Linked DNA regions of Homo sapiens: region 1 is linked to region 2. Evidence: chromatin loops called from intact Hi-C (ENCODE). Cell type or tissue: mammary epithelial cell. All regions are shown on one strand.

What was found. A loop is a pair of places that touch in the nucleus more often than their neighbours do. Peaks named below come from ENCODE experiments on the same cell type or tissue, not always from the same donor. Only the 100,000 strongest peaks of a DNase experiment are listed, where the experiment ranks them.
Region 1: it touches region 2 in a loop (29-fold over the local background); 25 of 110 quality-filtered maps call a loop at or near these places.

What each region holds. Positions count from the first base shown.
Region 1 is chr13:30,252,925-30,257,924 of GRCh38, reverse strand. It overlaps KATNAL1 (katanin catalytic subunit A1 like 1), which reads left to right. Exons shown (of 11, transcript NM_032116.5): 4 at 2,310-2,478. Among named protein-coding and RNA genes, the nearest start is that of KATNAL1, 52 kb to the left of the region's middle. RefSeq lists an enhancer at 1-401. In mammary epithelial cell, a CTCF peak has its summit at 2,021 (motif pointing left); no DNase peak of the experiment used is centred here.
Region 2 is chr13:30,459,297-30,464,296 of GRCh38, reverse strand. It overlaps HMGB1 (high mobility group box 1), which reads left to right. Exons shown (of 5, transcript NM_002128.7): 2 at 603-766; 3 at 945-1,090; 4 at 1,585-1,759; 5 at 2,764-5,000. The coding sequence starts at 617. The coding sequence ends at 2,940. Among named protein-coding and RNA genes, the nearest start is that of HMGB1, 4.1 kb to the left of the region's middle. In mammary epithelial cell, a CTCF peak has its summit at 2,429 (motif pointing right); no DNase peak of the experiment used is centred here; H3K4me3 peaks cover 1,323 bases; H3K27ac peaks cover 1,017 bases.

The DNA.
Region 1 (5,000 bases), 210 kb after region 2:
AAGGATGTCCTTTGGGAAGTCCACAGAGTCTGTTACAAATGTAATATCCAATTGCAGTGAGATGGAACTGAAGACTTACAAAGCAGAGGCACACTTCCTATGAGACAGGGGCCTTGCCACAAACGACACGTCTGGCTTCTTGAGCAGTTTCACTCAGACTATTTAGGAGCCCATCAGAATATTCAGTGGCAGAACAAGGTCAGTAATGGCAAACACTCAGAATGCAGCCTGTGTAAGAGCTTTGAACCAATTCTTCCACAATACAGCTTTACTGAGCGGGATTTGTGTGGAGAATGGACTACAGCAGGACTCCTAGGCGGCCATTGAATCGCAAGCTGAGGTGGGGAAAGCGCAAGCTGAGGAGGCAGAAGGAATGTTGTCTGAGACCTGCTGCAGTGCACCCTGAGCAGTGAGGTCACAGCAAGCCCAGCCATGGGCAAGCAGCCTGGCATCCAGCTGGGAGGGATGGGATTGCTGTTGGTGAGCAGAGGCTCTGGCTAGCTCTTGAGTCTAAAAAGCAGGACCACAAAGAAAACAGACTATTTAAATAGCAGGTGAAGCCGCTTACAAAAGAGCAAACTTGATGCAAATTCTGTGTGGAAAAGATTGTTGGTCTCATTTTATTGTCTTTGGCCATACCCATAAATCTGACTCAGGAAAGACATTTATATGTACACAAGTGTATACAAATAAAAGTAAAGTTTTACTCTATTACTTTCCACCCCTTCATCCAAAAAAAAAAAATTAGGTCAAAAAACAGTGGTCACATTGAAATACTAGAAATAGAGCAATTTAACAATTACAATTTTTTATTCTTTACCAGACTCGTCACATTTTTATTTTATAGGTAGAATGCTTAAAAGACTACTAATGTCCTAAAGATGATAATGTAATAATACTTTAAATTTTAAAATGCCTCATAGCCATTACTATGCACTATTTTGTAGTTGCTTTCCTGAGGATTTCTTTCACAAGATTGCTTGTCTTTGTCTCCTCCTAGGGTCAGTGTGGTAGAGGCCATATACCACCTAATGGGTGCCTCAGTAAATACTTGTTTAACTGGACTGAACTCCAAGGATTAAGATGTCAGTGTATGTTTACCTCATAGATAGACATACGGTTTTTGCCGGCCTTCTAGAAATTTCACGATGTAGTCTAATTCCAACATCTAAATATGCTGTATCAGACTCACAACATGTTAACACATTTTTTTTTCTTTTTTTTTCTTTTTCTTACTGTTTTGGCCCTTAGTTTGCAACCTTCATGGCTTTTTATCCATTTTCCTATCTTTGAATTATGCATATGTGTCACCTTTTCTGATATGAGGAACGGAACTCCATGATGAGTTAGGTGAATTATAAGTGTGAGGCTGGAAAGGGGATAATAATAGATATGGCATGTGGTTAAAAATGGAATACACATATGGGATCTAGAGGGCTACAGATACATACATAGCTATAGAAAGAGAAAAGGTAGGAAAACAGAGGTAGAGACATTTCAAGAGAGAACTAAGATTAGACACGAAGTGATAGAGTCCCTTTCCCAAGAATCAAAAAGAGACAAAAACTGTGCTGAGAAGCCTCAAAACTTTAATGTTTGCAGGAGACAAGTTCCACAGTAGATGAAACAAAATATGTTATTTTGCATGCATACTTATATGTATTTATCAAAATTTTTAATCACATTTGGAGGACTGTATAATTTGAATGATTCTGTGATTTTTAGACATTCTCAAAACATGAATATTTTAAAACATAATTACTTAAAGAAGATTTCATTGTTAGCTCTGCCATTTGTAATTTGATGAATGAAATGTTTAATTTTCCATTATAGAAGCAGAGAAAATCATCTTGGTTGTAAAACAGAAATTAGTAAACTGTACAAATAGACTTATTTAGAACTTCTGTCCTTACAGCTTTTAATGCTTTTTTCTAAAAAAAAGTTACTTATTCTTGGTTTAGGACAGTAATGAATAAAATTATTGCCTTTCCATTATGTTGTTAAGATTATTAGATAGGGATAGTCTGTGTTGCCCTCTATTGGTGATTAATAATTAACTTTTGACAGAATAATTGCTGCTTTATGTGTCATTTGTGTGTATTTAATAATTGTATCAGCCAGTATATTTTAGAAAAAAGAATTTGGGAAAACTAACCTAATAGTTGTGGCCATGAATTGGCCAAAGGTGAAAAAATTAGCTTTCGGGCTTTTTGATTTAACAATTTTATTGACTAAGATAGTATTGACATACTTTTGCCTTTGATTAATTTTAATTTTAATTTTAATTTTTTTTTTTTTTTTTTTGTCAGAGCTCCACCTCAGATCAGGCGTCCCAATCGAGAAGTAAGACCTCTGAGGAAAGAAATGGCAGGAGTAGGAGCCCGGGGACCTGTAGGCCGAGCACATCCTATATCAAAGAGTGAAAAGCCTTCTACAAGTAGGGACAAGGACTATAGAGCAAGAGGGAGAGATGACAAGGCAAGATGCTGTCTTTCTGTAATTCACTCACTTGAAGCCCAGGACTTTTGGTGGATGTTATGATTTTTGTTGGCTTTTCAAGATACCCTGGTTTTGACGTGGAAGAGTTAGAAAAAAGTCTCATTCAAAGCCTAAGTAGTCTTTGTATTTTGAAGGCCATGCTGCAATGCAAATCACCTCAGAGGCGTAGTAAATATCTATATACACATACATGTATAAAAATATTTAGTGAAATGGATCCCTTGTAAGAAAAAATACGGCTTTAAAACTTTTTTGAAAAATATTTTAATAAGTATTCTGAATAGAAATGAGCAATAAATGAAAATAGTTATGGGGAAAGACAAGAAGGTAGATGTATCTGTTCACAGAATAAGATGAGGGATATGATTTACTACTGCCAAAAATAAGTATCTTTGATTTATCTGTAGATTATAGTAGAACAAGATTTTTTTTCTTTTCCTTGAGAAGATTCCCCTTGCTTAGGGTTCATTGTGCACACGTACTTATTTAGGAAATTGATTGGTGAATAAACATAGTATTCGGTGGAAATTGTACTTCCCTTAAAATGGACTTAGGACAGTGGGTTGAAGATAATCTTACAGATTAAGGAGGTAGCCAGGATGATCTGATGTGTCTCTTAGGCCTTAATTTTAGTAAAAAGAGAAAAATTTTTAAGTGATAGTATTTCCTGTTTCCACCGTGATGTCATAAATGAATGATAATGTAATCAAATTGCCACAGAAAAGTTTTATTTTACTAGTTAGAGATTCAGGATCTGTCATCACATTCAGGCCATGATATGTATAATAAAGATATATCTAATAACAAGTGGTTATCCATCAAAACTGTATTTGAATATTTTTATTACGTGTAATTTTGATCTGTAGGTAAGGACTCCAGACCAACTTCCTAGGTCTTATAGCCATAATACATAGACCAAGATAGAATAAAATTGGTGTTTTCTGAATATTTCTATTTATGAGATAGTTCAAAGACATATTCTACCTCCCTGCCTCAATAGGACACTGAAAATGAATTAGATTTTTTTAATGTTTGTAGTTTGTGGGAGCTTTTATGCCATGAAACAGCAAGTGATTCTATTTCAGATCCTTTTTGGGATTAGTGAAGGGTAGTAATAAATACATTAACTTTTAAAATTTGTTCCCTCCATTATCAAAAGCCACATAAATGGATACTTGAAACTCTTTATCTTAAATATTATTTTTGTTTCTTTTCTTCATTTTTATGCAGCTAACATTGGTTTGCATTATAGAGAATACAGTACCGGCTGAAATCCAACCTCCAGTTTGCTAGTAGCTTTTAGATAAACCTTTAGAACAGGGTAAGGAACTTTCAGTCTTGAATTTACATAAGAGAAACCATGGTGACGGTTTACTGGATGCTGCTTTGCTGGGCACCGTTCAAAGTGATTAAACAGTAATTCATGAAGCAATCCCGTGAAGTAGGTGTCTTACTATCCCGACTTTACAGATGAAGAAACTGTGGTACAGAGCGCTAAAACTTGCCAGCGTCTCACAGTGAGACATGGATACTGGAAGAATGGAATTTGTGAAGTCACACATCTTTTTCCTGTTTAACCTTAAGATTTTTCATGTTATGTAGTTCCCCACCTACCAAGCTAGATGAAAAGTCTGGATTGGATTTACCAAAAGAGATCCAGAACAATTAAATGTTGGTTTTTAAATGTGACTCTTAAGCAAAGAACAAAATAATCAAGCAGCATTTTTTGAATGTCAAATACATTTTTTTTTTTTTTTTTTTTTGAGATGGAGTCTCGCTCTTGCCCAGGCTGGAGTGCAGTGGCACAACCTCAGCTCACTGCAGGCTCCACCTCCCAGGTTCACGTCATTCTCCTGCCTCAGCCTCCCAAGTAGCTGGGACTACAGGCACCCGCTACCATGCCCGGCTAATTTTTTTTGTATTTTTAGTGGAGGCGTTGTTTCACCATGTTAGCCAGGATGGTCAATACATTTTTTTTCCTGGAAATTATAAATTGTCTTTCATTTATAATGTTATCAAATGATTTTCTAAATCTTAGTTATTCTTTCATTGACATGTAAGTACTCAGAATGTCACTAGAAAGTAACCCTTTTATGTAAGAAAAGAAAAGAACTCCGCAGTTGTTTGGAGATAAAAGATATGTTCTGAGTCACTGTGGAAACAGAGGGGACTACAGTTTTTCAAAACAAACTCATGCAAACTTCATAAGCCTTTGAAAGGTATATTTGACTCAGTTACAATTTTTGTAACCACACAAATATTCATTAGGATACTGAAGTTCCTGAAACTCACTGAAGGCTGCGATAGGTTTTGAGGCAGCTTAGGTGAAACTAATAGATACCCACTTCTGCTAAAAGCTCATTTGAAAATGAGTGTTGGGGCCAGGGGCAGTGGCTCACGCCTGTAATCCCAGCACTTTGGGAGGCCAAGGCAGGTGAATCACTTTAGCCCAGGAGTTCAAGACCAGCCTGGGCAACATAGTGTAACCCCGTCTCTACTAA
Region 2 (5,000 bases):
CCGATAGGAAACGAGGCTGCCTCGCGGTGGCACCGCCACCCCCCAACCGGGTTCCGAGCACCGGAGCTGGCTGCTGCTCCCTCTTTGGAGCAAAGTTTTATGCAAAGAGGGTGTTTTTTGAAACTTTCGGTGCACGGTGATTTTTTTTTTTTAAGGTCCCATAATTAGGAAGAGTCGACTCGCTTAGGCCCTTGTTTATTCCCTATCTAGTGCAAAGCCACGAATTGGCAGCATGTTTTCTGACCTTTGGTTTGGTTGGTTTAAAATGGTGTTCTAGATTTTAAAATCGTTTAAGTGACCAGTTAGATACTCATTCAGAGCAGACTCGGGCGGATAGATAGGGAATACTGTATGGGTATATCTTTGTGTCTAGACTTTTTGAGATCGCCCTGAAGGACTGTTTTTGTTTTGTTTTGTTTGCTTGGCATAGCCCCTTCAAGGAATTTAATCTCTCGGCCATATTCTTGTCTGATTTTACGGAGGTTGATGTCGCTACTGTGTTAAATAACCAGTACTTTGGTTTTCATTCCCTTACTAAGTACTTTAAGGTCTTATATGTCATAATTTTATTGCTAACATCAAATATTTATTTTATTTTTTAGAAAAATAACTAAACATGGGCAAAGGAGATCCTAAGAAGCCGAGAGGCAAAATGTCATCATATGCATTTTTTGTGCAAACTTGTCGGGAGGAGCATAAGAAGAAGCACCCAGATGCTTCAGTCAACTTCTCAGAGTTTTCTAAGAAGTGCTCAGAGAGGTGGAAGGTAAGAGGGCTTAAAACATGCTAACAAGGTAATTAAAAGACAGTTTCCAATTGAGGATGCAAAAAAAAGCCTAGTTGGCATTCTCGTAGTGGGACGCTATTACATAGCAAAAGACATTGGTTTTGAGGATAATTTACTTAAATGTTACAACTTAAACTTACAAATAATTATTTTGTAGACCATGTCTGCTAAAGAGAAAGGAAAATTTGAAGATATGGCAAAAGCGGACAAGGCCCGTTATGAAAGAGAAATGAAAACCTATATCCCTCCCAAAGGGGAGACAAAAAAGAAGTTCAAGGATCCCAATGCACCCAAGAGGCCTCCGTGAGTATCTTGCCTGTTTTTACTTCCCAGACACGTTTTACAGTAGAATCTGAGAGAAATTTAGCAAGCTACTTTGTCAGTTTAGAGTGTAAATGTACAATCAAAGTTTCTTAGCTAATACTTGTTCATATTGGTTATATTTAAATAGTATAAAATTCCTGTTGGGTGGGAGTGTTCCCAGAGCATTTGAATTAGACATTTGGTCTCCTTTGCCCAGTGTATCTCCTTTTGATCTTTTTATTTCTTGAAAAATACTATCCCTTTGAAATAGTGTAATTGTAGAATGTTCATCTAGGGTTCTAGCTAGTATAAATTAAATAGTTGTAAATTAAGCTTTGGTTGTGAAGGATATTTAGTATATTATAGTATTTGCACCCTGTCCAATGCATCACAGAAATTCACAGGCAGCTTTAAATAGCAATGCAGTGTACACTTGATAGTATTTGTTTTTGTGATCTGTTAACTTAAAATCCTAAAATTAATTTTTTTTTTAGTTCGGCCTTCTTCCTCTTCTGCTCTGAGTATCGCCCAAAAATCAAAGGAGAACATCCTGGCCTGTCCATTGGTGATGTTGCGAAGAAACTGGGAGAGATGTGGAATAACACTGCTGCAGATGACAAGCAGCCTTATGAAAAGAAGGCTGCGAAGCTGAAGGAAAAATATGAAAAGGTAAGAAGTGTGGGTTTGCTTGGTAAAATGATGACAAGTACGCCAGATGTATGATTGTACTTAGTTTGAGGTGTAATAAGTTTTTAGGGTAACAGCTACATTAAGTATGGTGTTGATATAAGTCCTCATCCTTCAAAGAATGCAGAGGACCAAATAAATTAGGGTTTTTTTGACTAAAATGTAATCAGACTCAGACAAAGGCTGTGTACATTTATGTTGGTTTTGTTATTCCCCAGTATCTTGAAGTTCATGAAAATGTTGGTAGTCACTTCAAGTCAAAAATGAGCATTTTCAAATGGCTTGGCATACAGTACAAAAACAGGCTAGACAAAGTAATATAGGCTATATTTTTCTTAGTCATATCCTGAAACATTTATGTTCTTTTCCTTTAGATACTCAAAAAACCACAGCATCACTAAGTTAAATTACAAGTCTGCTGCTCTGTCCAGTAAATTAATAAGATTAAGGAAATCTATAACTCTTATAGTTCAGTAAATTGAAATATTAAATACTTAATTTTCAGCTTTAGTCATTCTGAAAAGTGTTTATTTCTAGATGTTTCTTAACCTAATTGCATGTTTATTGACAAATTACCTTTTTTTTTTAAGACCACATTTCCTACTAAGGATTAAGGTCTGACAGTGTAAACCTGTAGAGTGCTTTTTTGCATTCAGAAGGTGGCAGTGTCTACCCTTTAATCAAAGTCTCTACATTCTGGTTTTAATAGAGTTAGGATGTGGTACATAATTGCACCTCAATGAGGCATAACTTTGCAAATATTAGACTATGCCATTTCATGAGTTATAGATTGTTATAATGATCTTGTATTTTTATGTTCATTTATTGAAGTTCTAGTTATTTCTGGAGTTGCTGTGGATCTACAGATACGTGATATTTTGGTATAACTAGAATCTTGATTTCTTTCATAAAGTTCTGCCATGTTCTATTTCTTTCCTTAATGTTTTTTTCTTCCCTACTGTTTTATCCTCCCTTTGCTTTGGAAGGATATTGCTGCATATCGAGCTAAAGGAAAGCCTGATGCAGCAAAAAAGGGAGTTGTCAAGGCTGAAAAAAGCAAGAAAAAGAAGGAAGAGGAGGAAGATGAGGAAGATGAAGAGGATGAGGAGGAGGAGGAAGATGAAGAAGATGAAGATGAAGAAGAAGATGATGATGATGAATAAGTTGGTTCTAGCGCAGTTTTTTTTTTCTTGTCTATAAAGCATTTAACCCCCCTGTACACAACTCACTCCTTTTAAAGAAAAAAATTGAAATGTAAGGCTGTGTAAGATTTGTTTTTAAACTGTACAGTGTCTTTTTTTGTATAGTTAACACACTACCGAATGTGTCTTTAGATAGCCCTGTCCTGGTGGTATTTTCAATAGCCACTAACCTTGCCTGGTACAGTATGGGGGTTGTAAATTGGCATGGAAATTTAAAGCAGGTTCTTGTTGGTGCACAGCACAAATTAGTTATATATGGGGATGGTAGTTTTTTCATCTTCAGTTGTCTCTGATGCAGCTTATACGAAATAATTGTTGTTCTGTTAACTGAATACCACTCTGTAATTGCAAAAAAAAAAAAAAAGTTGCAGCTGTTTTGTTGACATTCTGAATGCTTCTAAGTAAATACAATTTTTTTTATTAGTATTGTTGTCCTTTTCATAGGTCTGAAATTTTTCTTCTTGAGGGGAAGCTAGTCTTTTGCTTTTGCCCATTTTGAATCACATGAATTATTACAGTGTTTATCCTTTCATATAGTTAGCTAATAAAAAGCTTTTGTCTACACACCCTGCATATCATAATGGGGGTAAAGTTAAGTTGAGATAGTTTTCATCCATAACTGAACATCCAAAATCTTGATCAGTTAAGAAATTTCACATAGCCCACTTACATTTACAAACTGAAGAGTAATCAATCTACTCAAAGCATGGGATTATTAGAATCAAACATTTTGAAAGTCTGTCCTTGAAGGACTAATAGAAAAGTATGTTCTAACCTTTACATGAGGACTCTATTCTTTAACTCCCATTACCATGTAATGGCAGTTATATTTTGCAGTTCCCACATTAAAGAAGACCTGAGAATGTATCCCCAAAAGCGTGAGCTTAAAATACAAGACTGCCATATTAAATTTTTTGTTGACATTAGTCTCAGTGAAGACTATGAAAATGCTGGCTATAGATGTCTTTTCCCATTTATCTAAATATGGACTGCTCAGGAAACGAGACTTTCCATTACAAGTATTTTTAATTAATTGGGCCAGCTTTTCAAACAAAGATGCCACATTCAAAATAGGGTATATTTTCCTATATTACGGTTTGCCCCTTTATAAATCCAAGTAGATAGGAAGAAAGAAGACAAACTTTGCATCTCAGTATGAATTATTCAATTTATTTGAATGATTTTTCTTTACAAAACAAACTCATTCATTAGTCATGTTTATCTGCTTAGGAGTTTAGGGAACAATTTGGCAATTTTGTGGTTTTCGAGATTATCGTTTTCTTAAAGTGCCAGTATTTTAAAATAGCGTTCTTGTAATTTTACACGCTTTTGTGATGGAGTGCTGTTTTGTTATATAATTTAGACTTGGATTCTTTCCATTTGCATTTGTTTATGTAATTTCAGGAGGAATACTGAACATCTGAGTCCTGGATGATACTAATAAACTAATAATTGCAGAGGTTTTAAATACTAGTTAAATGGCTTTCACTTAAGAACTTAAGATTTTGTTACATATTTTTAAATCTTGTTTCTAATAATACCTCTTAGCAGTACCTTTTAAATAAGTATAAGGGATGGCAAAGTTTTTCCCTTTAAAAATACTCACTTTATGCTTATAAATAGGTTAATGGGCTGATAAAAGGTTTTGTCAAACATTGCAAGTATTCGGTGCTATATATAAAGGAGGAAAAACTAGTTTTACTTTCAGAATGATTTAAACAAGATTTTTAAAAACAAGATACATGCAAGCGAACAGCAGGGTTAGTGATAGGCTGCAATTGTGTCGAACATCAGATTTTTTGTTAAGAGGAGCAAATGACTCAATCTGATTTAGATGGAAGTTTCTACTGTATAGAAATCACCATTAATCACCAACATTAATAATTCTGATCCATTTAAAATGAATTCTGGCTCAAGGAGAATTTGTAACTTTAGTAGGTACGTCATGACAACTACCATTTTTTTAAGATGTTGAGAATGGGAACAGTTTTTTTAGGGTTTATTCTTGACCACAGATCTTA